2 separate regions of the Homo sapiens genome follow, and region 2 is linked to region 1. The links are chromatin loops, found by intact Hi-C in ENCODE. Cell type or tissue: MCF 10A. All regions are shown on one strand. Links, peaks and the distances in the headings refer to the core of each region. The heading gives the core; the rest is flanking DNA.

What was found. Peaks named below come from ENCODE experiments on the same cell type or tissue, not always from the same donor. Only the 100,000 strongest peaks of a DNase experiment are listed, where the experiment ranks them.
Region 2: a loop joins it to region 1, with 4 times the contacts of the local background. A loop is called at or near these places in 3 of 110 quality-filtered maps.

Annotation. Positions count from the first base shown.
Region 1 is chr12:59,070,833-59,087,291 of GRCh38, reverse strand. All of the region lies in intron 3 of LRIG3-DT (LRIG3 divergent transcript), which reads right to left. Among named protein-coding and RNA genes, the nearest start is that of LRIG3-DT, 160 kb to the right of the region's middle. RefSeq lists an enhancer at 5,049-5,218. In MCF 10A, for the core only: no CTCF peak of the experiment used is centred there; DNase peaks (open chromatin) are centred at 7,621 and 8,021.
Region 2 is chr12:58,870,244-58,886,702 of GRCh38, reverse strand. LRIG3 (leucine rich repeats and immunoglobulin like domains 3) reads left to right here. Exons shown (of 19, transcript NM_153377.5): 10 at 801-872; 11 at 3,112-3,183; 12 at 3,671-3,834; 13 at 5,802-6,122; 14 at 7,598-7,879; 15 at 8,851-9,303; 16 at 10,100-10,258; 17 at 12,130-12,273; 18 at 12,373-12,648; 19 at 13,887-14,548. The coding sequence ends at 14,131. Among named protein-coding and RNA genes, the nearest start is that of LRIG3, 42 kb to the left of the region's middle. In MCF 10A, for the core only: no CTCF peak of the experiment used is centred there; a DNase peak (open chromatin) is centred at 9,322.

The sequences.
Region 1 (16,459 bases), core at 3,503-11,502:
CCAGGCACTGCAGACAGAAGGGGGCATTGCAGCTCTATAAAATACACTGTGGATTTTTTTATTTTTATTTTTTTAATTTAGGTGTACTGAACTACCACCAACTACAAATTTGTGAGGGTCTGTGGTTTAACTCCAATCATAATAAAAATATGGAACTCTATATTCTACAGAATGAATTGAGTGACAGCAGAGAGACACAAGAGCTATAGTTAAGACACTTTTCTAAAAAAAAGTAAGATGATAGGCAAGAGACCTTTGGCAACTTAAATTTGATTTGGTAATAGATAAACTCCACCCTTTCTATACATTTGGTACCAGTGCTATCTCCTCTTCTGAAATGTAAAGGCAACATTTCTGCCTTGGGCAATTTGAAACCATAATGAATTCATTTTATTCTTCTTGGATATTATTCATTGGGGTGAGAGTTGCAAGAGAGGAGAACAAGAGTAAAATATCCTTAGACAGGCAGTTTCAATGATGTGGTTCCAACAATGATCATGCCAGATGTCTGATGGCAAGTCCTATTATTGTGATACTTCCCGCCCAATAAGAAGTTTGGAAAGTCAATAGATGCCCTGAAACTATTGCTTCCAAAGCTCAACTTAGAGTTCCTCCATCTCTTTCTGACCCTTGGTGTAGCAGTTTAATCAGATGTATCAGAACAGACAGCTGTGGTTCCCTTTTCGTTCTGAAAATAATGAGACCAAGAGTCTGTGAGTCTCTCCAACAGACAAGACACCTCCTCCATTGACAGACGTCTCCTTCCAGCTGCTTTTAACAATTTGAAATTGATTGAATCTGCAGGCTTTGAGGGATAATAGCCCCTCTTAACATTTTGAGAGGTACACAACTTGAAATGTTTCATCGTATTTCATTTCAGTGTTTCACACCGCTCTTCATTTAACCATCCAGGAAATGTAAACAGGACACTGCTTCACACTCCTGAGAGCCTGTAACGTTAAAACTTGTTTGCATGACCCTCACTGAGTAGCCTAATTAATCATCTCTGGGTGGTAGACTACACAAAATCACATTAGTCAGTTAAGTACGCATTGCCTATATCAGCAAATACTCTGCAAATATATTTTTTGGAAGTGGTGAAGGTGGCTGTCTTGCTCTTTAATGTTTAAATGTTTAGCATTTATGTTTTATTTGACTGCTAAAATTTCAAATTTCCTATAAGCAGAAGTATACATATAACATGGTACCTGAAGCACAATTTAAATCAGAATCATGTCCTAATTGTAACAAATTTCTGAAAGGCAAATAGTATTAGCTTAGGTTTTTTTTCTAAGGCAATACTAGAATCCATGTTCATCATTCAGACGTCCATAATCATTAGCGGCTCTTACTTGGCTACCTACCAAGAAGTATTCTTTGTGCATCATAAACTCTTTAGACAAGGTTTCCTAAGGGCTGCCTATAATCCGAGAATATTTAATTTTGGGTTTCAGTTCCTGCAGTGTCATTACAATGCCCAGTCTCCTATCTCTCTTACTGCCTTGTATTTATTCCTAACTACAGCACAAAGATTAACTGGATAATTGTTTTTACATTCTCCCTGGATTCTTCAGGATTAGATTCCATAGAAAGGGAACCCATTAAACCTTTCGGGTGCAAAAGCACAAAGAAGCAAACAAATAACCATTAACCCTCCCACCACCCCCAGATCCCTGCCAGTAATTTTATAATATGTGTTCAGCATATGTACATCAGACAACAGGAGCTTCATGGAAGAAAAGTAGAATATCACTCTTATTCTGATAATTAGACAAAAGGACACAGAAAACGGCTACACTAGCATACATGACCCAGATGAGAACTATTTTAAAAACCTTTTTTTCTAAAAAAAAAAAAAAAAAGAGAGAGAGAGAAAGAAAAGCCTGCCAGTTGTACATGTATTTCTGACTTTTTAGAAAGGTTCTAGCTGTATGAGATCTGGAATCAAAACCTAATGTGACCTACATAAAAGAAACGCTCTGATTCCCTAATTAAACCAAGCTGTGGCTGCAGGCTCTGCAAATAGCTGCCAAAAAATCATCCAATCAATCTTTCGACTGTCCTCCAGGAATGTAGCAAGGAGGGTGGAGAGGCCGAAGATGGCCGCGAGGATGCGGAGGCCAGGGAATGTCCTTGTTCATATGCTTGCCCCACAGTGAGGGTCCTGCATTTCCAGCACACAACACCGAGTACAGTACACGGAGCTGAGAAGCAAGGGGACCAGCAGGGGCTGAGCAGAAAAACAGACTAAATGTTTTAACAGCTGCTCTTTTTTTCTTTACCTCTTTCGCCCAAGGATCTGATTTCCTTCTGAAGGGGTGGGCTTTCTATGGGCCACGGGCTCTGCTCAGCAGGCCTGTTTACTTTGAGAAGCAGAGTTCTCCTTTCCTCTTCGACAAGAGCTTGCTTTTGAGGAGAGAAAAAGAGTGGTTAAAAAAAGGGGGGAATTTTTTACAGAGTTCATATTAAAGCATAACCAGTCACAGAAACTGCAGTTCATCTGAATTTTAAGCAGAGACTGGTAACAAATGAAGAAAAAAAACTCACATTCTTCCTTCTGAATGTCTAACAGGAAAATTGTTCTTCAGGAAAGATGGAATGTCATTCCTATGTAACTTCCTCTTCTATTTCAGAGTTCTTCGATGATGCAGAGGGTATGTTAATTGAGAAGGATTAGAAAAATAATGCAGCTGCTAAAAATTGGAGGCAAATAACTTACAGAGAAGCAATAAAACAAATGGCAAAGGTGCTTTCTATAAGCCAAACCTCTGGGGCTGCCAATATCAGATAAAGGGCAAAAACTCTCTTTGAAAAGAGCAGTTATTTATTTTCTTTGCTGAAACTTCTTTGGTTTTGCTATAGAGTATTTCACCACACAAAACATTTCATGAGAGATGTTGTCTTTCTCTTTGGCTCACTGCATAATGGCCATTCATTTAAACATGTACTTGCACTGGTAACACATGAGGTGGTTTATTTCATGAGAAGCATATATTATCATTGTGTGAAATTTGAGTAATCAAATATAAATCATTATTGCAGCCACTACCCAATTATTCCAGCTAATGTCGGAAAGCCAGACAAAAGTTATCTCCTACTGCATCCTTGTCAGACTTTATTTCAGTTTGTATTTACTGAATCCATTTATTTCTGCAGCACCTCAGCTCACTCTCACCAGCCACAGGTCAGGCTGCTAAATTCCTCACTGTTTCATACTCATACCATGTCTCTTCTCTGTTTACGCCTCATCCCTTTCCTCTTGAGTTTCTAAGCTTCTAGCCTTCTGAGCATTACCACTCTAGGCTGATTTTTGCAAAGTAGCCTCCTCCTTGTTATCCTCCTGACACTCCCAGTTCTAAAACATTGCATCCCTATATTCTGCACCATTCCCATTTATGTTAGATTTCATTCTCTTTTGAATTGTCCTGTATTTGGCTTCATGCATCATATTCCCTCAACTACATTGCAAACACCTTGTAAAAAGAAACAATACTCAGAGTTCTTTCTGAAAAGTTGAAAAATCCTTTAGCATGGTACAGTTTTTTAGTTCCTTAGAAGTTGTGTCAGTCTTGTCACTGAAAGTCCCATGTCCCAGAAAACCCTTTCATCTCAGCTGGGCTGGTTGGTAACCCTATCCACTAAGCATAAATGAAAGATTCAGGAAAAAAAAAAAAAACCTGTGACTAACTGTGGAAACATTAAATAATTATAATGTTTTCAATATTTTTATATTTAAATGGAAAAACTAAAGGTCATCATCAAGTGAATTAAAATATGACAGAGAAACCTAATCAGTATGTACTATTTACAGAGATCTATTACACATGAAATATATAAACAAGAGGAAGACAAAGGCATGGTTAATATAAACCATCGAAGAAGATGGAGTACTGGTTTATACTAATCTCAGAATTCTGTCCTCTCCTCTATTTATTCTACTTCTCTACTAGCCAATGCGAACAGTGAGAATGAAGAGATGATTATCCTCCAGGCTCCCCTGGCCAGAATAAGAATAACTAAATTACCTATACTCTTGGGTCATGCACACATTATCCTGCATCTCAACAATTTGCCTTTTGATTTTTCTTCTACTGCCTTAATCTTAGTGTTGTATTGCTGTGAGCTTACTGGGTGTACTTTAGTCCCCATGGCCTGTTAAGGGATTTTATAACAGCTTTCAAGTCACGAGAATTTTTTTTCATAATATTACTCTAGGAAGTTACTTGAGCTCGGTGGACTTGATTAATTTTTCTAGTTATATAATTAATAATAATCATATTACCATCCTACCCATGTCAATGTTTTATCATTTCAACAGTACAATGAATTTGCTAAATAATTAATATATTCACAGAATTATTCTCGAGTGTTTCCTTTTCAAGAAGTTTTCCTAGCCCTCTGGAAGGGGTGAGGGAGATGGGCAGGTACAGACAAAGATGAGAAAGGCCCTGCCCCTGCCCTTAAGGGGCTCGTAATCAGGTGGAGGAGGTGGGTGCAAACAACATCATGAAATGGATCTGAAGACAGATAGAAAGATCAGTGAAGGTATGACAAGGATTATGAGTAGGGAGTTAGAGATCAATTTTGACTAGAAAGCTCAAGAAAGTGTAAGAGAAGAACTGATCAGAAATTTCAAAAAAATGCATTTGTGACAAAGAGAACCCCATGAATATATAGATGAATAAAGCCATAGAAGCAGTGGAATGGAAGATACATGTATACAGTGACAGTAGGCAGGGAAGGGAAGTAAGGATATGTGAGAGACAGAGGGAGACCACAGTGAGAGACAGAACTGGAAAGGTGGGTCAGGTCTAGAATCAGGGGGTCAGAAAAGTGACTGATGTTAATTGAGCTTTCACTAGGGGCCAGACACTATACTAAGTGATTTGCAGAAGTTATTTCATGTAATGCTTATTTCAACCTTGAGACAGTTATTTTTATCTTTATTTTACAAATAACAAAACAGGCTTAGAGAAAAATAATAATATACTCACATTCACACAGCTAAAAGCCACAAAGCCAGGATCCAAACCCAGATCTGTTTATCTCCAAACTCAAGTAAGTCAAACTCTTTCCATTTTTTCACATGATTTGGATTTTATTACAAATACAAGGAGTTATTAAAGATTCATGAATAAGGAAAGAAAAGGACCAGGAAAGATATCTGGATTAATTGTATGAATGTGTTGGCAGGTGCAGAGATTAAGATGAAGAGACAAAAGACCATGAAGATTAGCGCCAGGCTAGAGTCACTGAGAAAAGCAAAACATTGGAGAGAGATTTCAAAAGTAAATCCTAAGTTTAAGATGTAGTAGATCCATTTGGTTTATTGGTCACAAGTCACAAATGATTTTAAGGAACAGTGCCTGTGAGAACACTGGTGTCATTTATCAAAGTCATAGTCTATCTGCCTTCCTAGAATACGGAAAATGGAGATTAAACTTTCTCCTTGACACATTTGTAGATTTTTTTAAGTACACAAATCAGTATTAGGAAAATTACTTTGTTTCTGTTAAACAGTAGAGTAGTGCCTCTCAATTCAATAGTCATGGGTATTTATTTTGTGCAAGACTACTAATTCAAGTGAGTCTCATTCATAGTGAACAGTATTTTGGGTTTTACCAGTTTTATAGATGGGTTTAATCCAGTCTGCACCTCCATAGCTAATGAAATGCCTGGTTTACATAGAGGAAGGTAGAATCCATGACAATGGATTCAAGATCAAGTTGTGATTCAAGGAGCAAAAACGTGGTATGGCTTCCTATCTATTTTGAACATGTTACTGAGATAAATTGATTTTTGGCTGGATGCGGTGGCTCACGCCTGTAATGTCCAAGACTGAGATGGGCAGATCACTTGAGGTCAGGAGTTCGAGACCAAACTGGCCAACATGGTGAAACCCCGTCTCTACTAAAAATACAAAAATTAGCTGGGCATGGTGGCGGATGTCTGTAATCCCAGCTACTTGGGAGGCTGAGGCATGAGAATCGCTTGAAACCAGGAGGTGGAGGTTGCACTGAGCTGAGATCTCCCCACTGTACTGGGTGACAGAGCGAGACTTCGCCTCAAAAATAAATAATAAATAAATAAATAAATTGATTTTTAATATTGCCAAAGGCTGATGAAATCTACAATATAATAAGATAAATGCTTGGCCAGGTGCGGTGGCTCACGCCTGTAATCCCAGCACTTTAGGAGGCCGAGGCAGGCAGATCACAAGGTCAGGAGATCGAGACCATCCTGGCTAACACGGTGAAACCCCGTCTCTACTAAAAATATAAAAAATTAGCCAGGCGCGGTGGCAGGCACCTGTAGTCCCAGCTACTCAGGAGGCTGAGGCAGGAGAATGGCGTGAACTGCGAGGCGGAGCTTGCAGTGAGCAGAGATCGTGCCACTGCACTCCAGCCTGAGCGACAGAGCGAGACTCCGTCTAAAAAAAAAAAAAAAAAAAGATAAGTGCTTTAAAATTGTTAGCACATTGGAAGGTTCCAAAAGCATAGTAGAATCAGAATTAATTGAATAAACTAAATGTTGAAAGAAGTGTCTTAATATTTAGAACTCTTTATCCATTGGTGGTAGAAACTTGTCAGAATAGCTTCGATCATTGCAGTACTGTGGCTCAAAGATAGATTGGATAAAGTAGTAGAAATACTCATAGTATATATTCCATCGGACAAAGAGCAGATGGCTGGAGTGGTCTCCAGTGCATGTCTGCTCTTCTCTATTACCATGTAATGTTTACCTGTAGAAACAATGGTCTCTTCCAAGCCTAATGATGATGATAGAGGTGATAATCCTAATTTATTAAACACCAATTACATGCTAGGTACTATACTAGCTATATCACATATGTTTTCTCATCTTATCTTTAAAATGATCCTCTGATGAAGACACACTGGCTCCTTACATAGAGTAAGAACATAAGTTGCGGAAGTTTCAAAAACTTGCCCAATGTCACTTGGCACAAAAAGTGGCATATCTGGAATTGAAATACAGGCTTATCAGACTCTAAAGCATGAAATCCTTATTCTACTCCAGGTAGGCTCTCAGTCCTAGCTGCATATTATAATCACCTGGGAAGCTTTCACAAAATTTCAATGCCCAAGCCTCTCTGCTAGAGATTGATTTAATTTGTTTGGGGTAGACCCAAGTATAAGCACTTTTTAAAAATCTCCCCAGGTAATGGCAGCCAGTGCTGACAGTCACAGTTGTGTACCATGCTAGCAATCAAAGTGTTATGAGTCTTTGGGAATGTTATTTGAAGGGGAAATAATAACCTTCTTATGTCCATTCTTTTCGCTTTCCACCCACCTCTCAAATGCACACCCTACTTTCAGGTTACTGAACAATAAAAAACTTTTAATTATTCAGTTTAGTTAAATAACCTAAAAGGTCACAGATAATATTCAAGCTAGATCTTGGTCCCCAAAGAGAAGGTCAAGGTACTAGGCATCAAGTATTTATTAGTGCATCTTCAGATTTTTCAACACAGAATTCCAGGCAAACGTAATTCTGTCTTTAGGAAAAGCATGATGTTAGTGTCTACATGCCATTTTTAAAAAATCTTAATGCATAAAATGTGTCTTAATATGTCTGAGTCATCACTCAGACTTCCCATTCAAGAGGTGCAAAACCATGAACAAAAGAACAAGGGAGAGGTAGAGGAGAATGATCAAGCGAATAAGACTAATAGGCAGATCAGAACGACAGCAGCAAGTGGCTGGTGAAACACTCACGACCCCAGGGTTCTAGGAAGATTTGACTGCATATTTTGGTACCAATGTTATGGAGAATTTTTCTCCTGTTCTAGAAGGAGAATAGCTTCTAATGAATATACCGTTCTTAGTATTTGTTTTTATAACTTTATTTTTCCTCAGTGTCGGAAGCACTCATTTCCTTTATTTGCCTTGCTTTTTCTTCAATCCTTTTCTCTTTTTTCCTTCCTCTTTAAATCCAAACCACAAACATGCTCTGTTCAAACCTGTGTATTTTCGAGAACACAGACACACCCAAGCTGATGAAGAAATCGAGAGACAGGGCTAGGAATGATTTCTTAATGCTTCACTAGGTGCCTGGTTCTTTCTTCTCCATAGCTGTTTCACTGTCAGACAAGTAAAAGAGGAACCTCAAAATGATGACCTCTTCCCCAGCCTTCTGACAGTCAGACTAGGTGGCAAAGACAGTGATGCACCCCAGAAACTCCCTGGGGTTCTAGAGACCATGACAACCCTTCTCCTCCCCTCTGGGACTTTCTTTATCCAGAAGAGAGCCTGACATTTTAGCCATACAACTCAGATTTTACACACAATTGCTTAAGAGGAGAACGTATACCAGAAATCAGAAACATGGAGTTCGGAGAAAGAGTTCAATAATTGAATTCAGGCTGATTATTTATCTGCTATATGGACTTGAGAAATTGTTATTTAAATTCTCAAAGCCTCATTTTCCTTATCAGTGAATAGGAATGAAAACATAACATGCTTATATGGGTTGATATGAAGATTCAAAGGGATATGTCTATAAAACCCTGAGTATACTCCCTGTTCATTTGTACAAAACGTATTTATTAAAAACCTAACTGAGCCAATCATGATTGGAGGTGCTTAGGATTTATCACTGGATAAAACAGACAAAACAACTTCCCCTTGTAGTGCTTACATTCTAGTAAAGGGAGACAGCAACAAAGGGAGCAAAGGAATAAAATGCACTAAACCTTACATGGAGACTAAATATATATTATATGTCTAATATACAGACAGCTTTCAGTAAGTGTTAACAAAAATAAAGTATAATGCCTCAAATTATTAAAACACTTGCTAGGTAAAAATATCAAGTATGTTTTCTCATAACCTCATTCTATAGAAGCTTATGTAACAAATACATTAAGCTAGATATAAGGAAATATTGCATCTTCTAAACTTTTAAAGAAGTGTTTGAGACAAAAATCTAAGGTTCAGTAATGTTGAATCGGCTCTTAGATTGACGTCACAAAAAAGAACCACATGTGCAATTACACTAAAACTATTCCCCAAAGCTTGTATAACTCTTTGGGTTGAGGCCGTTGGGAACCAATCCCTAGCTCTAAGAGACTCCATCACTATTTCTGCTTGAGCCACACACAGATGTGGGCAGCTAGCTAACACTGTGTGTGTTGTGCTATATGGAATTCCTTGCTTAGTCTCACAAAGACCTCCCACATTTTCAAGGCATTTAAAGTTTCATCTCATCAGCAAGCATGACCTTGTCTCCATCACCTCAGTAAATGGATGAACGTTGCATCAAACACTGCCCTAATCTTTTGCATGATTTGGAAAAGTCTGGTTTGTAAGCTAATAATAAACAATGTATTTTCCACTTAAAAATCAAATTTCATTATATCCATGAGCATGGCTGTGTGAACGCAGTGGACTCCCTATAGAGTCAGAACAAGGTTTATGAAATGAAATGACCCCTAAAAAGCCATGGTCCAAGGCATCATGGAAACATAAGCTGGTCACATACAAACAAGCTGGGAACTTTTGTTTTTAGGAGGCCTCTACAGGAAACACTAAATCTGCTGCTAGATTTCAGCAGCTGCATCTGGCAGGCTGTAGCATGCATTGCTTTGCTGTTTGGCTTACTTTCTGGCTGGCAGAGCTCTAAGGAGGATGTTAGCAGCCAAACAGGTTTGAGCTGTGAAACTATGAGTTCACGTTAAACATAGAATTTACATAAAATAAACTAAGTCTCAGTAAATAGGATTTATCACTTCTAGGAAGGGAATATGTGTCTTCGTCTTTTTTCCCCCAGTATTAGCCTCCTAAATGTTTATAACTTGATTTTTTCCCATGTATCATATACCCACTCCTTCTGCCTCGTTCCAAGAATACTAAACTTTACAACCTCTTTTGTTGGGCAGGCAATATCTCTGTATTTTTATCTTTAAAACAGATTACACCTGGGAGGGGCAACATAGCACAGTGATTAAAGTTGAGTATTTAAGCCAGAATGACTTAAACTGCTTCGTAGGTGTGAGACTTTGAGCAAGTTATTTAAACTCTAAATCTCAATTTCACCATCTATAAAATGGGAGAGATCTGTCTCATATCTCTGTTGAGAGAATTATGAGATAATGTATAAAGCATTTAGCATACTTCCTGGCACATGGGAGAGATTTAAGAGAGCTTGCTTTCTTTTTGGAGGATTAATTTGTGAATAATTGCAGAGGGGATCATTGCATGTGGTTCTAAGTATATGAACACATTTGCATGTAAGCTGCAGTAGGTATATGTATAATACATATGTACCAGATTGAAAGTAGTTCGGTGGTTTTAACATAAAATGGATATAATTCTGATTGAGGGGGCCATTCTGTTCTTTCCTTCCCAGAGCCCCTTTGAACTTTCTGACCCTATATTATTTTGCAGAGGCAATGACTGGAAATTCCCTTTACATCCTACTCAACCCTCAACAATTCTATCTTGTGTTTTGCTTGTGATTTCAGGAAGACACTTATCTCTGTGCCCAGGAAAACACTTTAATTTGCATCAGTCCTCTAGAGTGTTGACTTTCCAAACAAGGTTTAGAAGAAGTCAGCTGGTTAAGAAAAATATCTAAGCCAATGAAACATTGGCTTTAAATTATTTTAGATCATGATCAAAGTAGTCAATCACCAAGAAACTATAAAAGTCATTTGAAATATATGTTCAAGATCCCAGATACACCTATTTTTATCCTGAATTACATAGGCTCAACAATTCAATTTATTTTTTAAAAATTCATTGAATATCTGTTTGCTCAAAAATATATTTCTTTATGACTGCAAAGATATAATGAAACTTAAGTTTACAAAACACTGTAGTTAAAAGGGAGATGATCTCCTTAAGTCTGTGTGAATAAGAACTTTTTCTCTTACAAATGAAAGAACGCCAACTCAAACTTGTCTGTAGGGGAGACAAGTGTTTTGTTGGATCACAAAACTGAAAAGTATAGCAGTAGACTGACTTCAGATATAGCTGAATCCAGGTACCAAACTCATTGTCATAATGGTCATTCTGTCTCTCTTTCTCTCTGTCTCTCTCCACCCAAACCGCATTTCACATCTCTGCTTTCTTTATTTTGGATTCTGTCTCAAGCAAATTCTCTCCATCTGGTGGCAGAGATGGTCCCTGACAGCTTCATGCCTTCATGATTATTTCAGCTTATGTATTTTGAAAAATACAAAAGGGCTTGCTTTCCCCCAGTTCTATACAGTTTACAAATACACACTATTCCTTTTTTTTTTTTTTTTTTTTTTTGAGACTGAGTCTCGCTCTGTCACCAGGATGGAGTGCAGCGGCCAATCTCGGCTTCAGCTCACTGCAACCTCCACCTCCCGGGTTCAAGTGATTCTCCTTTCTCAGACTCCTGAGTAGCTGGGATTACAGGCATGCGCCACCACGCCCAGCTAATTTTTGTATTTTTAGTAGAGACGGGGTTTCACCATGTTGGCCAGGATGGTCTCTATCTCCTGAGCTCGTGATCTGCCCGCCTCGGCCTCCCAAAGTGCTGGGATTACAGGTGTGAGCCACCGCGCCCGGCCACAAATACACACTATTCTAATCCTGCATTGCTCATATGCTCAACCCAGGGGAGTCACAGACCATCTCTGTCTGGGAGTAGGAAGCCCTGCAGTAGCGGAGCTGATGGCCACTGACAGTGACTGAGAGTCCTTCTGGAATACACTGGAAGAGGGGCAATTCCCCCAAAAAAGAATGCCAGGAAGACAAAAAGAAGGTGATTGCTACTCAAATCCTTTTTTTCCTAGATAAGAATACCAAACTACGGCTTAAAGAGAATAAATGACTTGCCTAAGAGTAAACAGCTGCTGATAATCTAGAAGTAAAATTCAAGTTTCATGACACTTTCCATTACATTACACGCTTCCTTATGATAAGGAGGAGAGAACAATACACAACTCCTGAGCAGCTGTATACCAGAGTGGCTAAATGCACAGCCCAGACATCCTGGTTTTAATCCTGACTCTTACAGCCTGCCAGGTCTGTGTGCTTGGAAAGATAATTTATCCTTCTGTGATTTAGTTTCTTCAGGTGGGAAACAGGGAGAATAGCGTCTGTTTCATTGTGTGGTGAGGAACAAATGAGTTATCAAACATAAAGAATTTAAAACAGTGCCTGGCACATTAGTATGTACAAGTGTTTGCTATTATGATGATGAAATGCTTACAGGAAGCAAAGCACTTTGCATACATATTATGCCATGTAATCTTCATGGAAGTTTATGAGGTAGGCATCAACATCCTCACCTGACAGAACATACTGCATCCTTGAGAAATTTAATCACATGTTCAAGATTTGACAGCCGAGGTTTGAACTTCTGTCTGACAACAAATCCTGTGTTTTTAACATGATACTAGTATAAATGTCACAAGATGTGTTCAAAGAAAATGCTGTATATGTCTAAAGGAGATAGCTAGCACGTCCAACTGAAGTGTTAGGAATCTGATATCAAGAAAGAAGAAACTGACCCAGCTTTTGGCAGGTTGTATTTAAATAATTTAACTCAACAAATATTCATGTGAGCACCTACCTTGTCAAAATACAGCAGTGGGCTAAACCTATAACAGCTTGTTGACTTCAAATTTGAGTTGGAAATGAGTAAGTAAGCAATTTAGGCAAAAGGCTCTAGATGGAAAGATACCAAAAGAACAGGGATGTGGTGTTGGAGAAGAGATCTGGAATAGTAGTCAACTTGGACTTGTGGGATGCACTATGCAAACAATTAGGGAGAAAAGGAATTGGAAAATACTGGGTACTCCTACATTATGGAGGCATCTGGAACACTAAAGAGAGGCTCCAGCTGGGCGTGGTGGCTCACACCTGTAGTCCCAGCACTTTGGAAGACCCAAGTGGGTGGATCGCCTGAGGTCAGGAGTTCAAGACCAGCCTGGCCAACATGGTGAAACCCCGTCTCTACTACAAGTACAAAAATTAGCCAGGCATGGTGGTGCTTGCCTGTAGTCCCAGCTACTTGGAAGGCTGAGGCAGGAGAATTGCTTGAACCTGGGAGGAGGAGGTTGCAGTGAGCCAAGATTGTGCCACTACACTCTCCAGCCTGGGCAACAGAGCGAGACACCGTCTCAAAAAAAAAAAAAAAAAAAAAAAAAAAAAAAAAAAGAGGTTCCAATGCATTCAACCCAGTGGACAGTGACAGATTACTGAGAGGGATGGAAAGAGGAAAAGGACAATAATGCAAACTCATACACACACACCCCAAAATACAACCTGGAAAACCACCCCCAACCCAGATTCGAATGACATTAGTTGACCAGCTTATTGAATGATATTTCTGTTTAATAAAAAGAACAAATTTACTTATGTTAATTTTTGGTAACGTTGCAAGCTTTTCCCAAAACAAATCACTTGAAATGCTATTTCTGTTTCTAGCAAAATACCTTTTCTTAATGTTTTTCAACTTTGCATTTGGTTCTGTTTGCCTCATGGAAAAGATCCTGTTTGAAGTATCACTGAAATATCTGCAACACCTACTTATATTGCTATTGTCATGAGTAAAAAATGAGAAAACGAGTAAGGTTTTACCATACATAGCGGTGCAGAAAAAACATTGTCAACTTTTAATATATTCTTCTGCAGATTAAAGGTTGTTAGGTCTTGTGGATTTGTAAAAAAGAGAAAATAGATGTTGTCATGGTTCTTCACAACAGTGGCAGGGAAATAAATGAGATTTTTGGCTAGAGTATATTTCCAGAACATTATTATAGCAATGAAGACACACTATGACCACAAGAAGATTTTTTGGCCTACCAAAGTATGCGTTTAAAGATGGGAAATATTCAAGGGATAAGAGTTGTGGAGTATCTAAATTAAATTTTAAACTTAACACATTTAGCCCCTGTCCTCTCATTCAATCAATGGTCAATTTTAATATGTTAACAACGTGAGTCTGGATGTGAGAATGTAATGCTTCGATGCACTCATTCCTTTAAATTTCTTACATGTCATTAAAATGTTTAATCCACAACAATTCCAGCTCACTTTGCAAATGAAGAAATCCAGAGATGGTTGCTTCAGGTCACACAGTTGGTAGGCACCAGGGTCTAAACTAAGGCCCAGGATCTCTGACTCTCCAGGCTGCTGTACAGTTTTATCAGCAAACATTCATTTTTTCACAACAAGTACTTAAATGTTTTCGCATATTTAACATTAATACAGAGGCCGAAAGATAAATAACTGCTACTCAAGGTAACCTGTCTTTGTTTGTTTCCAGCACTCCAGGAAATAATCAAGAAAGTCTAGCTACATAAAAAACATTAAATGAATAAACAATATGCTTAGCAATTCTGACCCCAACTTTTTATCTCATCATCAGGTACTAACAAACAGTTCTGGGACCCACATAGATCCTTGGTCCCCACTTTAAGCAACACTGATCTAAATTCTTGTAGAGTTGGCCATGGAAATCCAAGCACACTAAAGATTTTGCAGTATCCAGAGAGAAAGGATAACAATACTCAAATAAGCACTATAAATGATGACTTCAAAAGGCTCCGTGACAAGGATTGACACTCTTCTTATCTATGAAATGATTTTTCTTTGTGAGTTGAGGAAAAACACATATTCTAAGAATGAGGTTAATCTTCCTTTACCCGGCACGTGTTACTCCTGCTTAACATGAACTTTTTATTCCCTACAGCTCCCCCTCCTCTTCTGAAACCACTACACACCTTATACACGTTATGTACAGAGAGCCATGGGCATGGATCAAGAGAGAGAGACAGAATGCTTTTGCCTAAGCCAGGCATCCCCTACAATGTTAAGGTTGGCTTCAAAAATGGAATGGAAAACAAAGTTTTATGTTGAATGAAATATTCTTTTCGAAGATTTTATTCTCTCTACTCTTGGGAAAGTTCCTGAATAAAAAATACAGAGGTAGCCGTCACTCACCTCTATAAATTGGCATTGAACAGGGTAGGTAAAACACAGGAAGCAAAGCTATGTAAGAAGGAATACTTAGAGCTAATTACAAGCAAAATTTATTCTTTGTCTGCCTAATGCCAGAGTATTCTATCAATTCAGTTTAAAAACAAAACTAAACTAACACAACTTAAAACACCTTCTTACATTCTTCCTTTAGAGGGGGTCCAGAAAAACAACATAGCTTCAAGTATATTCTTAATGTATATGTGTCCACACTGAAAACTCTTTTGAAATTCTAAGAAAACTTTGGAGACACTTAAACCATGACACATTTTCCAGGGAGTATTTCAGGAATTCTTTAAAAAAAATATTTTGATAAGATGTAAAATCAAACATGTCTTCTCCCAAATGACCCAGAAACTTTTACCCAACTATTGCCCAGTTGTGATTCTATTCATTACTGAGACACAATTCTGAAGATTTAATTTTACCTCATTGGGAACATGCACTTTTAGAAGACAATTAAAAAGGACACAAAACTTTGGAGCCTAAATCACAGAAGAAACAAGAGCTACACTACTTAAGGAAAGGGGGAAGAAGAAAGGCTACTTCTGTTTGTGATGCATTAACATAAATGGCTGAACTTGAATTACTAGCAAACTGCTAATATATTAGTAACCAAAAATTACTTCTAAGTAAAAGTCAAATTATGTAAATATTTGTTTTATATGTCAATATAAAATACCCAATAAAAACACCCAAATATGGGTTATTAATTTTAAAATGAGTGAGACCTGTGCAAAATTTCACTCATCCTTGTTCTGATATCAGGATTAATTTCTAACAGGTCTGCTTATATCTTCTTTTAATCAGGAATAAAGACTTAGCATAAATAATAAAATGATGTTCTTCACTTTGCTAGCATTTCATATTTTCAATACAAATAAGTTCTGGCATTATTCGAAACAGAGAAAGAAAACTAGAAGCGTAGTCAAGTAAATTATGGTAATAAACTTGATGGCATATTATGCAGGTATAAGATTATATTTATGCATGATAAGGATTAATATGCAGAAAAAAATTATAATACTAATTGGAAGATACTAACTTTGTATCTACCGCATTAAAGCATCATGAATATTTTAATGTTTATGTAAGGTTGACGAGATTTCTATTGTTTTCTATCTTCCTTTTTAGATATGTAGTTATGGATTATAATGTGTAATGTAAACCAAAAGAAAACATATATTATTTGAGCTAATGGGTTACCTAATAACATTTGTTTAAATATATTTTAACCTAATCCACATTTTCTCAATAAGTTGGAGTAGCATTTTAAAAAATAAATATGATTAGTTTAAAATCTTTTTCTAATGAAGCCGTGTTACATTTAAATTTAGTGGGCATTTTTATGGCCTACAATAGCATATGAAGTTTTTATTTACATGAAGAAAAGATGAACACTTTTTAATGAGTAGTTCCAGTTTTAGAATAACTGTGAAATTATTCCACAGGAAATAGTGCATTCTCTATTCAGCCTTCAC
Region 2 (16,459 bases), core at 4,607-12,606, 200 kb after region 1:
CTTAATCTGGTTACCACCCTTGATCCTCTCCCCAAATGCCTGCTGTTGCGCAAGATGTATATTATTAACTTTTTCTTCCTTAGGTGAAAGTGTTTTATTCAACATTTTAGTATGTGTAATTTACTTTAATATCCTCATAATAATTTTCATCTATGTTGAGGGCTTACACTTTTGGAATTATCATTGCGTAAAAGTTAGTGCAGGCACTTCCACATCTTGAAATCCTCAATGTTGTACTGTCCCCGTAGGAATTTTTTTAATGAAGTAATCTAGTAGCCACTGATAATGCTGTGGTAGGTTACAAGCAAAACAGGATGAAAACATCTTATAATTAACCATAAAATGGTCTTGCAGATGGTCAAATTACATGTGTTAAGCCAGCAGTATTCAAATTCAGCTCCCTATAGTCCCAAACTCCTATGGATGGAAGGTATCCACAGAGAAGGAGAGGAAGGAGAAAACGTTCACTATTATCTGCTTTGTTAGTGTTCTGAGACAGTTTACTTGAAATAAAGTCTCTACCTATTCCTAAAAGGACTCTGAAAAACAGTGATTTAACTTAATCAGCAGAGTGACTTACTGAATACCTATTTTTGTTGGGCTCTTTGTTGAATGCTTCAAAAACCATGTTCGACTACATTATTGAAATAGATGGCATGGACACATTTTTACAGGATATATTGTTTAATTGAAGAAAATGGAATTGCTCACACATAATTTAAAAAGCAGTTCTGTTTATGAGAGTTCCACCCCAAAATGGCTTTTTAAATTAAGTGCTCCAATGTAATTTTTTTCCCCAGGATACTCCAAGGAAATCGGATCCGTTCTATTACTAAAAAAGCCTTCACTGGTTTGGATGCATTGGAGCATCTGTGAGTAGCTAGAATTTAGTTACCCTAAAAGAGAATCTCTAAGATGGTTTTTACTTATGTGTCATGAAAGATAAAACAAACTGGAATGTAATTTTGTTGGCATCCTTCCGGTTCCATAAAATATATTTAAACATCTCCCTATCTTTCTATTTCTTTCTCTGTCTACCTACTTACCTACCTACCTATATAGAAGTATACAGGTGTATGCTTTCCTTTGTATTTAAGAACAAAAGCTATATCTCCTTAATGGGTTTTTAATTGTTTTTCTCAAACAGTGATTATTTAATTAAAAAAAAAACAAACTACTAGGTGTAGTTCATCCACTATATATCAGGCATTGTACCACATATTCACATATATTCTCATTTAATTCTTAGTCAGAATACAATTCAATAGCTATTATTATCTTTATTGTTAAGCGGAGGTTCTAAGAGTTTATTGATTCCACTGGACAGTTAAAGGAGATGACTTGGCTTTTAAAGAACAAAGACAATGTTCCACAATCCTTAAGAGTGACATAGGAGAGTTTTAGCACTACTTTGAGAATTGTTGGTCTCTTATTGTTGTTTAATTATGAAACATACAACCCCCCCTTACCATTGTTCTCTTTTTTGTTGTTTTCTTTTGTTTCGTCTTGACCCACCAGTTAGTAGCTGTCAGAAGCAGGACGCAACCCAGAGCTGCCCCGACTTGCACAGTGTCCCTGCATCACACTAGCTCTTGCCTGTACAATCTCTGCCGCTACTCCCAGTAGCTCCTAGTAACTCCTGGCACACATTTCTGAAATGTCATTTAGGGGCTCAGGAATTTTCAGCCACTAAGAGAGGAAAGCTAGCTAACATTGATAGGAATCAAAACTTGCATGTTTTAACTAAGGGAACCAACCAGCTGCTTATAACCATGGATGTATGTTTTACGCTTGTACAGTAAAAGTACAAAGTAATGTATAATATCGACTCTGACTGTTAAGGAATGCTTGTATCCAGAAGTTTTAATATGTATTAACCAGGACAAAAGAAGTTACAATTTAAAATACATATTGGGTTCTCCTATGTGTGCTGTGTATTGAGAGTGAAGATTTAGCTGTTATCTGTAAACCACTGTGTTGTCACCTTCTGACTGCACCAGTTCCTCTGAGGGAGACTTGGATCGTGAGCCACCCAGACAGTGAGTGCGGCAGTTCAAATTATAGTAGAATGATTCTGCAAAGCTGAGTTTTGGAAGGGCAGACCAACATTGCAGTATTTATTGAAACCGATTATTTTGAAAAGAAAACTAGCCAAAAGGGTTTGTCATTTGGCCCATTCCGTTTCTGGGAACGTGGAATTAGTGGATCAGTGGAGTATTAATCTCTGCTTCAGTTTTCTTAAATCTTCCTTGATTGCCCCAGCCTCTTCGTCTAGCCATGTCTGGTCCCTTCTTTCTTTGTCTTCTCTTCCCACTTGTCTCACTCAATATTCCCTTTGTATACTGTGACCCCTGTAAAGAAAAACAGAGTGGTAATCATTGTGGTGAATACTTTAATGCAGAGTGCTTATAAGTCTCTGTATAAAGAGAATTAATCCAGAATATGTGCTCATTTTATGAATTTCCTGCCTGAAGTATTGGTTTTAACAAGTATATCTTGTCTGAACATCTTACTGCGTTTATGTTAGTGAGCTGTGGGTGACAGAATTAGGTTAATGGTTAAAAGCACAGGTTTTGGAATTGAAAATAATTGTTTCAACCCTTACCTTCCCCTTTCGTGCTGAGCTAAGTAGTAATACCATCATATTTTGGGTTGTTGTAGGAATAAATGCAGTAACACTTGTAAATCACTTAACTGAGTGCATATCTTCAAAAATACTGTGTAAATGTTTTATAAAAGCATAATTATTTTTATTTTTTATTTGTATATTTTATTTGTATATTTAGAAGTTTCCAATAGTTGCTAATTTGAATAAAGAGTAATAGAATGAAATAATAGAACAGCATGGGCCCTAATGAGTCAAATAATCTTTAAGTGATGACAGAAAGTGAATCTTTTTCACTAAAACAAAACCTATCTGTGATACAAATGCCCTGGGTCTTCAGCACAAGCTTTGCAGTGGATTCTTCTGGGGCTGCCCCAGTCATGTATTTGACACATAGAGGGAGTATTTGTTTGGCAAATGGGGTGGGCAGTGGGGGCCCAAACTTTGTCCAAAAGCACGAAATGATGGTAGTTTGCTCTGATGCATTTGATTTGGTGATTTTTCAGAGACCTGAGTGACAACGCAATCATGTCTTTACAAGGCAATGCATTTTCACAAATGAAGAAACTGCAACAATTGTAAGCTTTTCTTTTCCTTCTAGGAGTCTGAAAGTATAGAGGGGAAAACTGTCATATGGTGTGGCATCCTGGATTATGTATCTATAAAAAGTGCCTGGCACATTCTTAACATTACTTAATTTTTATACTAGGCAACAGAAAAGGAGTTTATTTGTTCTTTTTGTTGAAATGAGTTTTTCTTTCTATTTTAAATTCGCAACTTTGTGGGACCAAATATAGTACAGTCACCCAATATAGTAGTAATTTTTTCAGTTGTAAGGAACTTTTGATAAATCAACACTTCTGTCTCAGTAGGACAGTAAGAACAACAGAAAATCATGCTAGATACATTTCTTGTATTTTAAAATGGACTGTGGGATACTTATTCCATGGGATGTGTGTATTCAGTTTCCAAATTCATTGCTTTGTTAATATTTACTTGGGTTTAGTTTACTTGTAGAAATCTGCATTTCATACAGAACAAATTGAATGTAATTACTCTCCTCAGGCATTTAAATACATCAAGCCTTTTGTGCGATTGCCAGCTAAAATGGCTCCCACAGTGGGTGGCGGAAAACAACTTTCAGAGCTTTGTAAATGCCAGTTGTGCCCATCCTCAGCTGCTAAAAGGAAGAAGCATTTTTGCTGTTAGCCCAGATGGCTTTGTGTGTGGTGAGTATAAGTATTGCCCTTGCCTTTTATTTATTCTTCTTTTTTCCCCCTCCCATTTATCCAAATAATGGTTTTGAATAGATTTATGATCTCTTTATAAAGCTTTTATTTCTGCTGAGGTAGAGGAAAATGGGTCTATAGTTTGCTGATTATTTTAATTTCACAGATGGGAAAGAGAGTTTTCTAAAATTGCTTCATCTTTGTTTTGGCATCAGGATGGTGCGGTGGAATGAGAATGAAATTGGATCTTGGGAGAATGGAAGGGTAATCTCAGCCCTTCTACTTAACTTAAATTCCCTAAATATTAGTCTCTGCATCCATGAAATGGGGACTCTCCTTTCTTCTCTTCCCAACTCTGAGGCTTGTTGGGAGGTTTACATGAAAGAGAAAATTATTAATGATTTATGGGGTGCTAAAAAATTAACTATTGGTCGGTAAAACATTTACAAGTAATAGGAAATGTGAATTTATTATAAATAATTTTAAGGTCCATTGTTTTAGCATCCAAGAATCTCAGCATTAGAAATCTAGTTACCTGAACTTTACATAGCTAGTTAGTAGCAGATCTGGATTTAAAAGAAAAGTTTTCATCTCTGGTGTAACTTTCTGTCTATTACATGATGCTGCCATTTACTATTAGCTGCCATGGAGACCTCTGTAAAAATAAATATGTTTTATAAACCAATAAATCAGAATTTGCTTTTATTTAAGCATGGGTGTTAAAATATTAAGAACCTTCTTTTGCATTGGCATTTAAAAATTTACTTAAAACTGCTTTGTCCACGATATATATTTTTAGGTTGCAGCATTAAGCAGTGCCAGTAGTTTCTGGAAATAAAACCTCTGATGTAGCTTTTGGAACTGAATAAGCTTTTGGCATTCATCTGTAAGGGCCTGAACTGCTCCTTTCCCATGGTCCTTGTTTCATAGTTTTTTAGTCCCAAGATCTGATCCCCCTATTACGTTGAAACACATGTATAGTATCCATCGTTTTTTTCACTTCCTTGTGAATCTGAACATCGATTTATTAGATGAGAATTTCAGAATAGTACAGAAAACACCTCGATTACAATATGCAGACATTGAAAAATAGCAGCCCTGGAGTTATCAAAGCATCCCCTATAACCCATTCAATACACATAAAAAGTTGTCTTTTCAAATAGTAGCACCCAAATGGTACGCTTTGGTAGATCTCAGATGTTTCCTTCTGGGTTTAGATCATGGCTGAGAAACTGAAGTTCAAAAAGGTAACTTTTCCAAAATGTAACAGAGAACTAAAAATAACTGTTAGAATGAAAGAGTTGCTTAGCTCTAATTATAATGTAGCTTTGACAGGGCAGCGCGGCGGCACGATTGGCCGCTCAAAGCTCCAGGCTGAAGCCAGTGTCTTACAGTTTGTTTTACAGATGCTTTTTCTTTTGCTATCAGCTTTTTTTTTTTTTTTTTTTGCCTCTACCTAAATTACTGTTTTTAAATAGTGGTTCTGTTTTGGTAAATGAAGTGTTAATGGCTGTCTTTGTTGATTAATCATGATTGATGTTTGATTTCCTAATTTTGCTGCTCATTATCTGGGGAGAACATGGGAACAATTGCAGTTTCTGATAGTAGCATTCAAAAATGATCCCTGAGCCTGGAAGTTTTTAAACTGCTTTCTTCTTCTACTTATAGAAAGCATAAGGGATCAGGAATAAAGTGTGGGTTTTCCGATAGCTCCAAAATAACAGTCTTTTCTCAGGTAATAGTGATTGATAAATAGATCTGCATCTGTATTCGAGATGAATGAGTTACTTTATAAATACTCTCCCAGTGTATCATTTCAACATGGGGACGGCTAGTCCATCTGGAAAACATACACAAAGGGTAAAACCTAAGCCACTGTTTTTGCATTTCTTGGTGTTCAAATTTGAGTAGTATTTGGACTCTTGAGCCTTAACATTGTTTTGTCTCCTCCTCTCCATTTTTAACAGATGATTTTCCCAAACCCCAGATCACGGTTCAGCCAGAAACACAGTCGGCAATAAAAGGTTCCAATTTGAGTTTCATCTGCTCAGCTGCCAGCAGCAGTGATTCCCCAATGACTTTTGCTTGGAAAAAAGACAATGAACTACTGCATGATGCTGAAATGGAAAATTATGCACACCTCCGGGCCCAAGGTGGCGAGGTGATGGAGTATACCACCATCCTTCGGCTGCGCGAGGTGGAATTTGCCAGTGAGGGGAAATATCAGTGTGTCATCTCCAATCACTTTGGTTCATCCTACTCTGTCAAAGCCAAGCTTACAGTAAATAGTATGTGATCTGACTTTTCCTTTAGCATTTAAAGATACCTTTTAGAAATAGAAAGCACCTGTTTTTCTCTCTTAATCTTAACCCTGTCTTTTCTTCTCACAGTTCCCCACCTGACTCTTCCTTTCCCTACCTTTCATTCCACAAAATTAAGATTCTTGGTTATTTGTATCTAAACCTGCAATTATGTTGAAGACGACACCGTACTCAGTGTGGTGAGTAACACAGAGATGAACCAGACATGTTTTTGCTCTTTTTTTTTTCTTTTTCTTTTTTTTTTTTTTGAGACGGAATCTTGCACTGTCACCCAAGGCTGGATGACATCCTGGTTGCAATCTTGGCTCACTGCAACCTCCACCTCCCAGATTCAAGCAATTCTCCTACCTCAGCCTCCTGAGTAGCTGGGATTACAGGCGTGCGCCACCATGCCCGGCCAATTTTTTGTATTTTTAGTAGAGACGGGGTTTCACTATATTGGTCAGGCTGGTCTCGAACGCCTGACCTTGTGATCTGCCCACCTTGGCCTCACAAAGTGCTGGCTGGGATTACAGGTGTGAGCCACCGTGCCCAGCAATGTTTTCCTCTTTGAGAGTTTACAGTGTAGTATACTGATCTGGAAGGCTGCAAAGCATCATGCTGGATGCACACTGCCTTTAATTCAGAGATCTGTGTGTGAATCCTGCCACTCCTGCGTGATTTTCAGCAGGTTGCTTCACTTCTCCGCCTCCAGTTCCACATCTTTCAATTAGGGATAATAGGACCTGCCCCCTAGAGGCATTATGCTCATTTAGTGAAATAATATGTGTAAAGGATGTAGCAAAATGGCTACAAGGTAGTGCTCAGTAAATGCACTGTTAGCCACTGTTAACAGAAGTCTATTCTTGTTTGCTTTGTGTGGTAGGTATACAGTTTTACAGTAGGATCCTTGCCACTTTATCATTTAACTATCTGTATCTGCCGTGGTAGAAGATTTTGAATATGATTCATTAATGCATTCACTCAGCAAATGATGGCTGTGGCCTGGCACATAGAACAGTTTTGAGTTTAAATTGTAGGGCAAAACATGTATCTTAAAAGTCACAGAATGTTAGAGCTACCAGGAGAGACTTTAAAAAAAAAATAGATGAAGTGAGTGGTCAGGGTACAAAGAGATTAATTGATACACCCAAGATCTCACAGTTGATTGTTGAGGAAACTAAAAAGTGGCAGAAAATAGCAGGAAGACCTTCATTCTGAGAATCAGATGACCTCTGTTTTATCCTGACTTCATTGTTTCTGTATCTGTAACCTTGAGCAAGCCTTTTAATCTTTCCATCTCAACTTTAGTTTCCTTGACTTGAAATTGGAATTAACCCCTGCCCAATCTATGTCAGGGACAATCTGTAAGTATCAAACAAACAAACAAATAATAAAAAGGAATGCAAGTGAACCTGTAAGACTCCACTGTGCTAATGCCTATATTGTTTCTCTGATTTCAGTGCTTCCCTCATTCACCAAGACCCCCATGGATCTCACCATCCGAGCTGGGGCCATGGCACGCTTGGAGTGTGCTGCTGTGGGGCACCCAGCCCCCCAGATAGCCTGGCAGAAGGATGGGGGCACAGACTTCCCAGCTGCACGGGAGAGACGCATGCATGTGATGCCCGAGGATGACGTGTTCTTTATCGTGGATGTGAAGATAGAGGACATTGGGGTATACAGCTGCACAGCTCAGAACAGTGCAGGAAGTATTTCAGCAAATGCAACTCTGACTGTCCTAGGTGGGTGAATTTGTTAAGATTCTGTAGTATAAATCAGTCTTGAAGATACTAGCTCATCCAAGGTCCCTAAGTATCAGAAGTTGTGAGAGTAAGAGATGAAGATGTATGGGGCATTGCCTTTTCCTAGAAAGTATTAATGCAAATGGCCTCTTGAACACTTTGAAGTCAGGGATTGCATGACATCCTCAAGTCTGGCCACTGAGGTGAATCCCTGCCCCCTCCATCCTGAAGAGAGGGGCCGAGGAAAAGTTGGGATGCTTTCCCTTTTATGGGGGATCACCCTCCTCTAATTTCCCCACTGTGCTGTCTATATCAGTAGTCTTAACACCATAAAGAACATTAAAAAAAAATGTGGGAACAAATTGGGAAGGCCTTACTCTCTTTTCTCAGCCTACCATACCTCTCCGGAAGTCAGAGTTTTTTTTTCATCTTTTACCTAAACAAATGCTTTTTAAAAATGTAAACACAATTATTATTCACGTATCTTTGAAAGAGCTAATTAACGTAACCTATTAAGATACTAAATAATAAAAGTAAATTATTGTCAGAGTTTTAATATAGGCCCAGGCATCCGGCCCTAAAAAGTTTCACTTAAAAAACTTAAGCATTCTGATTTTTTTTATTTATCAACATACCCTTGTGCTTGAAATTATTTTTGTACTTTCTATTTTTAAAAAGCTTTTGTTTCCCACTCTCCCCCCCTACTACCAGCTTCCCGACTTTTGCAAAAGTGAGGGAAGCTGAGATTTTAAAAATAGTAGATATTATCCTTAACTGGTGTTATGAGTAAATGACAGCAGAATAGTGAAATACTGAATGTTGTATATGTTTAGGCTCTTAGAAAAGTGTGTCCAGTAAGTTGTGGGAGAATAAAATTTTAGGTTACAATTTGAATAAGTTTAAATGCTACATTTTATGATATGGAAACTAAATTTTATTTGGGAAATTAAAAGCATAACTTGTTATTTCAGAAACACCATCATTTTTGCGGCCACTGTTGGACCGAACTGTAACCAAGGGAGAAACAGCCGTCCTACAGTGCATTGCTGGAGGAAGCCCTCCCCCTAAACTGAACTGGACCAAAGATGATAGCCCATTGGTGGTAACCGAGAGGCACTTTTTTGCAGCAGGCAATCAGCTTCTGATTATTGTGGACTCAGATGTCAGTGATGCTGGGAAATACACATGTGAGATGTCTAACACCCTTGGCACTGAGAGAGGAAACGTGCGCCTCAGTGTGATCCCCACTCCAACCTGCGACTCCCCTCAGATGACAGCCCCATCGTTAGACGATGACGGATGGGCCACTGTGGGTGTCGTGATCATAGCCGTGGTTTGCTGTGTGGTGGGCACGTCACTCGTGTGGGTGGTCATCATATACCACACAAGGCGGAGGAATGAAGATTGCAGCATTACCAACACAGGTGTGTAAACAGAAGCTTGGCACAGGTCACCGGAGTCATGTGTATTTGTGGTTCTGCAAATACTTCTAGAACGTGTGTCTTGCAGTCTGAGTTCATCTCAGAAGGGTGACTCATTTGTTTCAAGCTGCAGAAATATGATTCGCTAAAAAACTCCAGCCCCAAATAAAGCTGATGTTTAAAGATTAATACTTTTTGTTAAAATGACATCAGGGTATCCTGTGGCTGTGAGATAAAATCCAAGTCACTGACTAAAATATTTCTAACTCCTTCATAAGATAGTGATGGAGAACCAGGAACAGCCCTTTAATGATAAGGTTTACTCTCTGCAGTAGTTGTATGTCTTGTTGTCTGTGCGTATGTGCATGTACTTAGGTTGGATTTTATTAGTGGAAGAGGAGCTGTGACTTGATTAGTATGTGCAAAGTCAGATATTGATTAGTAATATTAAGAAGGGAATATGGCAATAATCAAGCATAATTCGAAAGCTTAGATACTGTCCCATGAAAATTCTTAGGCCTTCAGCCTTTTAAAAAATCTGTTTAAACATTTGTTGTTTTGAAATTTGGGAGGTGCATCCAATGGGTGATAAAACAGAAAGTCAGCTTATACGTCCCAGAGCAGCAAAGCCCTAATTTGCCGTTCCAGAATACTGTACAATCGAGATGGTTTTGCCAGAGTAGATCTCCCCTAATTTGATGTATACAGAAGCCAAAATAGTCTATGCCATTCACCCGGGATGCCTGTGGGACAATTAACGATCATCCTTGGTTAATAAAATGCTGCTGTTTTATTACAGATGAGACCAACTTGCCAGCAGATATTCCTAGTTATTTGTCATCTCAGGGAACGTTAGCTGACAGGCAGGATGGGTACGTGTCTTCAGAAAGTGGAAGCCACCACCAGTTTGTCACATCTTCAGGTGCTGGATTTTTCTTACCACAACATGACAGTAGTGGTAAGTGTTTAAAATGAATGTGGGCTGTAATTGTTTTGAAGTCATATGGTGGAAGGCTCAGATATGATATTCATTTTCACAAGACATTGATAACACTGACATTTAGGACCTGGCCCAAGATCACTAGCAAGGTTGAAATTGTATAGTTCTATACCGTTCTCTTAAATACTAGGAAAGAAATAAATCTTTGTTTCTAACAATAAAAAAAGACTAGTAGGTTTAGAAAAATGTAATTATTCCATGTGTAAAGGATATTTGTGTATCCTTTACATTATAAATGTTCTTTGGCCCTTAAATGATATTAACTGGTTACATGAATGGGCTTAAAAGTCTAATGGTTTACATTATTTTCTTTAAGAAGTCTATTTTTTATTTATTTATTTTTATTTATTTGAGACGAAGTCTCGCTCTGTCACCCAGGCTGGAGTGCAGTGGCGTGGTCTCAGCTCACTGCAGCCTCCACCTGCTGGGTTCAAACGATTCTCCTGCCTCAGCCTCCCAAGTAACTGGGACTACAGCCACATGCCACCACGCCTGGCTAATGCTTTCTTTTGTTTTTGTATTTTTAGTAGAGATGGGGTTTTGCCATGTTGGCCAGGCTTGTCTTGAACTCCTGACCTCAGGTGATCTGCCTGCCTCAGCCTCCCAAAGTGCTGGGATTACAGGCGTGAGCCACCGCACCCAGCCTCTTTGAGAAGTCTAATTCTGACCCTTGCTTTCAATGCTGCATAGTTTTGAGAATAATAATGGAGACAGCATAATACAAGAGCACAGGTTTGGTACAAGACCTACTACTTACTGCATGTACTGTGGGGCACATACAATACTTTCTGGTGAGGTACTTGTGCAAATGAAATGAAGATGGAAAACTACATGGCGCTAGGCACATATTAAGGGCTCAGCAAGTGGAAGCCATCGATGTTATTCTAAAATATATGACCAACTTTTCCCATAAGTATTTATTATACGCTCTGTGCCAGACATTGTAGTTGGGAGAGAAGTATATGTTTTCAATTTCACAGTTTCGTCAGAGGTGGATAAACTAAAAGTGCTTGGCAAGCCAGAAATAAAGAGCGTAGAGTTACAGGATCTGAGCATAGAAGTGAGTATTCTGGTTAGACCCGTTTAGAGGCAGAGTGGAGACCCAAGCTCATTAAAGCATAATGGGGTTAACTGAAAAGACACTTAAGGAAAACCTAAAGGGACAGAACTGGGGCATAATAATGCCAGGCTGCCTAGATGCTGAGGCTGGAGATGAGGCTGCTCCCAGAGTAGCTCTGGGCCACCAGCATTACTGTGTCACGTTCTGCATATTTGCTTTTCTCTCAGCCCACCACCTCTTGCTGCCCAGTTTCTGCTTCCCAGACACATGCGTCATCGTGACATCTCTAACCCTGATGATATCATTTACTCTTCACCTGCTGTGTCCAGCAGTAAATGGCGTATATTTCTGTGTTGTTTGGTTCAGATACTCATGAGATGATATGTTTAGCTGAGCTTATCTTTGAGATGGGCATTAAGAGGTCATTGGCCAAGTGCCAATCCTGGTTCTGGTCATCTGGGACCTTTTGTAAGAAGGGGACAGTGCTGATGGTATGTGGTTTAGACCATGGCTGCTTTGGCTGCAGGATCTGCACATATCAGTTTCCCGTAGAAACCAAGTGAGCAATAAGGCCACCACACCTAGCACAATGGCTAATTAAGTCCTCTAATAAATTTTTTAAAACCCTACTGTAAATTTTTGCAATTTTTTTGTCTATATGATGTTCTAGTCAAACTTTCATCTATAAATATGGAAGATGCCAAAACTGGGGAGAATGTTGAATGGCACTTGAATAATTGGATCATTGACTAAGATTTTTGTTTCAAAGGGACCTGCCATATTGACAATAGCAGTGAAGCTGATGTGGAAGCTGCCACAGATCTGTTCCTTTGTCCGTTTTTGGGATCCACAGGCCCTATGTATTTGAAGGGAAATGTGTATGGCTCAGATCCTTTTGAAACATATCATACAGGTAGGTGGTTTTCTTGCTTGAGTACAGTTCTGTTTCTTAGAGAGACTTCTAGATGTGCTAACTGTAATCTCCTTCTGTTACTGCCCCCATATTAAAAAGGTTGCAGTCCTGACCCAAGAACAGTTTTAATGGACCACTATGAGCCCAGTTACATAAAGAAAAAGGAGTGCTACCCATGTTCTCATCCTTCAGAAGAATCCTGCGAACGGAGCTTCAGTAATATATCGTGGCCTTCACATGTGAGGAAGCTACTTAACACTAGTTACTCTCACAATGAAGGACCTGGAATGAAAAATCTGTGTCTAAACAAGTCCTCTTTAGATTTTAGTGCAAATCCAGAGCCAGCGTCGGTTGCCTCGAGTAATTCTTTCATGGGTAAGTTTATTAAGTTATCAGGTACCTCGTCTGAGGATCCATACTCCAAGTTGTGTGTGAGAGAGCAATGACAGCCTTGAATGTCAAACTGGTAAAAAATGGTTTCTTGAATGAGGCTGCCATGACATCCGACTAGTTAGTGTAAATGCCTCCAAAAGCAAAGTCAGAGGTGGGATTTTACTTGATGATGTGTTTAATCTATAACTAAGCCTCAGGAGCTTTCTGGGTAGCACTGTGTGTGGCATCTACTCCAAGACAAGGGTTTGGGGAGGACTTAGGAGCTCAGCTTGTCAGCCATGTGGAAAAAGTGGTTTTGGGCTCCCACGGCCTTTGGGGTGGAGTTGTGTGCTCTGCATGATTGTGGTTTGGTATGTCTGGTGGCTTCCAACTGAACCCGCAGTCGAAGGGTGGAAAACAACATCCTACCTAGCAACAACTGCTAGTCTGACAAGCTGGACTACCTTTGGCCAAGAAAACCAGCCTTAAGGTCCAAGTCGGTGGTGTTAGATGCTGGCTGGCACTGAGATTAGGTAGTGAATTTTTTCGTCTGATGCATGGGGATAATAGGATGGAAGAGCTGAGGTCATCTTTTCACTGAACAGAGAGATGGAAAAATCAGCCACAACTTGCCATGTTGACAATAAAATTTAAAAAAGGAGAATTTTCAAATATTTTACCCAACTTCTACGAAATGTTATGTTTTATCACAGTGTAATTATTTATATTCCTTTTTTGGAAAAAATTAAAATAATATGCTTTGTATAACTGAGGCAAGAATTTGATTCAATTGAGTAATATTTGGCTACAATTAATGAAGAAAGGGCAGGACACAGGTTTATTTTGAAAGAAAATTTCTTTATTTAGCCTCAGTTAACTTGGATGTTACCATCCAACACACCCGTCACCAAAATTGGGCTCTCAGCTAGGATGTGGGGAAACTTATATTGGGGAACTTTATTGCATGACCATTAACATTACTACAGGTCATGAGAAATGATAAAGAATAGATGCATTTGTTCAGTGGATGTAAATATGAGGGAAGGCAAATGTCTTTTGCTCCATTCTAGAAGTGATCTGGCTGTAAGACAGATGTACATGTATGTGAGTGCCATAATGTGGACTTGTAGAAAACACTTACTCATATTCATGGGGTAAGATGTTCCTTCATTTGCAATGGGTTTTATTGATTCACATGCTAGCAAAGGGACCCATGTGCTCAAGGTGTTTCTTTCTTTCAGGTACCTTTGGAAAAGCTCTCAGGAGACCTCACCTAGATGCCTATTCAAGCTTTGGACAGCCATCAGATTGTCAGCCAAGAGCCTTTTATTTGAAAGCTCATTCTTCCCCAGACTTGGACTCTGGGTCAGAGGAAGATGGGAAAGAAAGGACAGATTTTCAGGAAGAAAATCACATTTGTACCTTTAAACAGACTTTAGAAAACTACAGGACTCCAAATTTTCAGTCTTATGACTTGGACACATAGACTGAATGAGACCAAAGGAAAAGCTTAACATACTACCTCAAGTGAACTTTTATTTAAAAGAGAGAGAATCTTATGTTTTTTAAATGGAGTTATGAATTTTAAAAGGATAAAAATGCTTTATTTATACAGATGAACCAAAATTACAAAAAGTTATGAAAATTTTTATACTGGGAATGATGCTCATATAAGAATACCTTTTTAAACTATTTTTTAACTTTGTTTTATGCAAAAAAGTATCTTACGTAAATTAATGATATAAATCATGATTATTTTATGTATTTTTATAATGCCAGATTTCTTTTTATGGAAAATGAGTTACTAAAGCATTTTAAATAATACCTGCCTTGTACCATTTTTTAAATAGAAGTTACTTCATTATATTTTGCACATTATATTTAATAAAATGTGTCAATTTGATGCCAAGCCCCATTTATACAATAACAATTTTTATTATTTTTAGCACAATTTAGGCTTAATTAGTTCACATTATCATGTCTCAAACGGATGGGAATTATATTTAGCCCATTAAAGTATGAACAAAAATGACCGTTTTTTCTACCTCCCAGGATTGTTGTAATACAGATTGAAATCAGATTGTGCATATGAAAGCACAATTGTAAACGAGAAGGAGCTACAGAGATTTAAGGTACATTATTTCTAAATCTACGAACAAAAAAAGATTTGTTGTTATAATCTGGTGTAATATAGTACAACTACCATAAATCACTGCTCAATTCATGTTTCTTTAATTATAATAATGGTTTACGTGGTCTAATGCCTTATGCTTATCCAAGTAGTTTCACTTTTGCCGTCCCTTTTCTTACAGCAAGCGAGTGGTTTATTGCATATGTCTATAGCTAAAATGGCTCTAGCAGAAGTGGACTTTCATGCACTGTTCCAGGTTGTAATGAGATGCTGCTAGAATTGTTTTCTGTTTTTATTGATTTTCTGCTGGAAGAGCAGTTTGTATATAAATGGTACTTCTAAGCTATTTTTGAACAATTACCAAAATATTTTCTTTGATCATCAAGGTTTGGTTAAAAACTAAGTATAAAATATCTTACTTAAGCACATAAAACTAAAACATTTGTTTTAAAACAGTATTCATTGAAAAATGTAATTACATGGCAGGCATATATACACAGAAAAATGAATATAACCATATTTTCTTTTTTTTTTTAATTATACTTTAAGTTTTAGGGTACATGTGTACAACGTGCAGGTTAGTTACATATGTATACATGTGCCATGTTGGTGTGCTGAACCCAGTAACTCATCATTTAACATTAGGTATATCTCCAAATGCTATCCCTCCCTGCTCCCCTCACCCCGCAACAGGCCCCAGTGTGTGATGTTCCCCTTCCTGTGTCCATGTGTTCTCATTGGAATATAACCATATTTTCAAAACTAGATGACACAATTCAAAGTAACTGAAAGGAAAAAAAATTCAGTTTAATAATTCAGATTATAAAACTTTTTTCTTCTGTAGTAAATTCTAGCTCATATGTGTAGTTTAAAGAAAAACCCTCTTGCTCAAGATAAATTGGCACAAAAGGAGTTAATATAGCACAATAAGCTTTAAAAGTCAACTAACCTCCAAGGTGTGAATTTATGCCATTGTCTTGTGTTTGAACTAAACTGAAAGCAGCTATTCAAAAAGCAGATTCTTCTTAGAGAATATGTTGGGGTTAAAGTCTTCCTGCTTTTAGTGAGTTTCGAGCTTTGTTGCTTGTGAGCCAGAAGCCTGGAACCCAGATTGCAGTCGATTTTCCTGCTTTAATTTAGACGCCAGAATCCAAGACAGGAAGTTGATCCTTCCTTGGACCACCAGTGACTAAGTACAGAGAAGTAATTTCGTATGCTTTGGCTTGATCATATTGCCAGATTTTCAAAATTTTATTGTTAATTTGTCTTCATTATTGCCAGATGGGGCCTTTTTCAGTTATTATGAACTTCTTTTAAAGGATTTAATTTTTCCGTACTTAAGCACAAAGGTTTAAATCATTAACGCCTGAAATTCAAAAATTAGATTCACTCTACATCAGTATGATTTTACCCTTTTACTGGGTGTATGTGCTGAAATTTGTGGATTAGATGTAATGTTAACTGTCTGGAGAAAGAGTAGGAACTTGATTTCTCTTTGACATTTGCAGGAAAAGAATATATATGATTTTGAGACTCCAAATTGAATTAACAAAATCAATCTAGTAGGTGGTAAGATAACCTAAAATAACATAGACTCAAGGTAAAAAGCCTAATGTAGATAAATGTCACATTGCTTGGAGGAATACTTAAAAATTCCAGTTTAATCATCCTATGCTTTTTGAT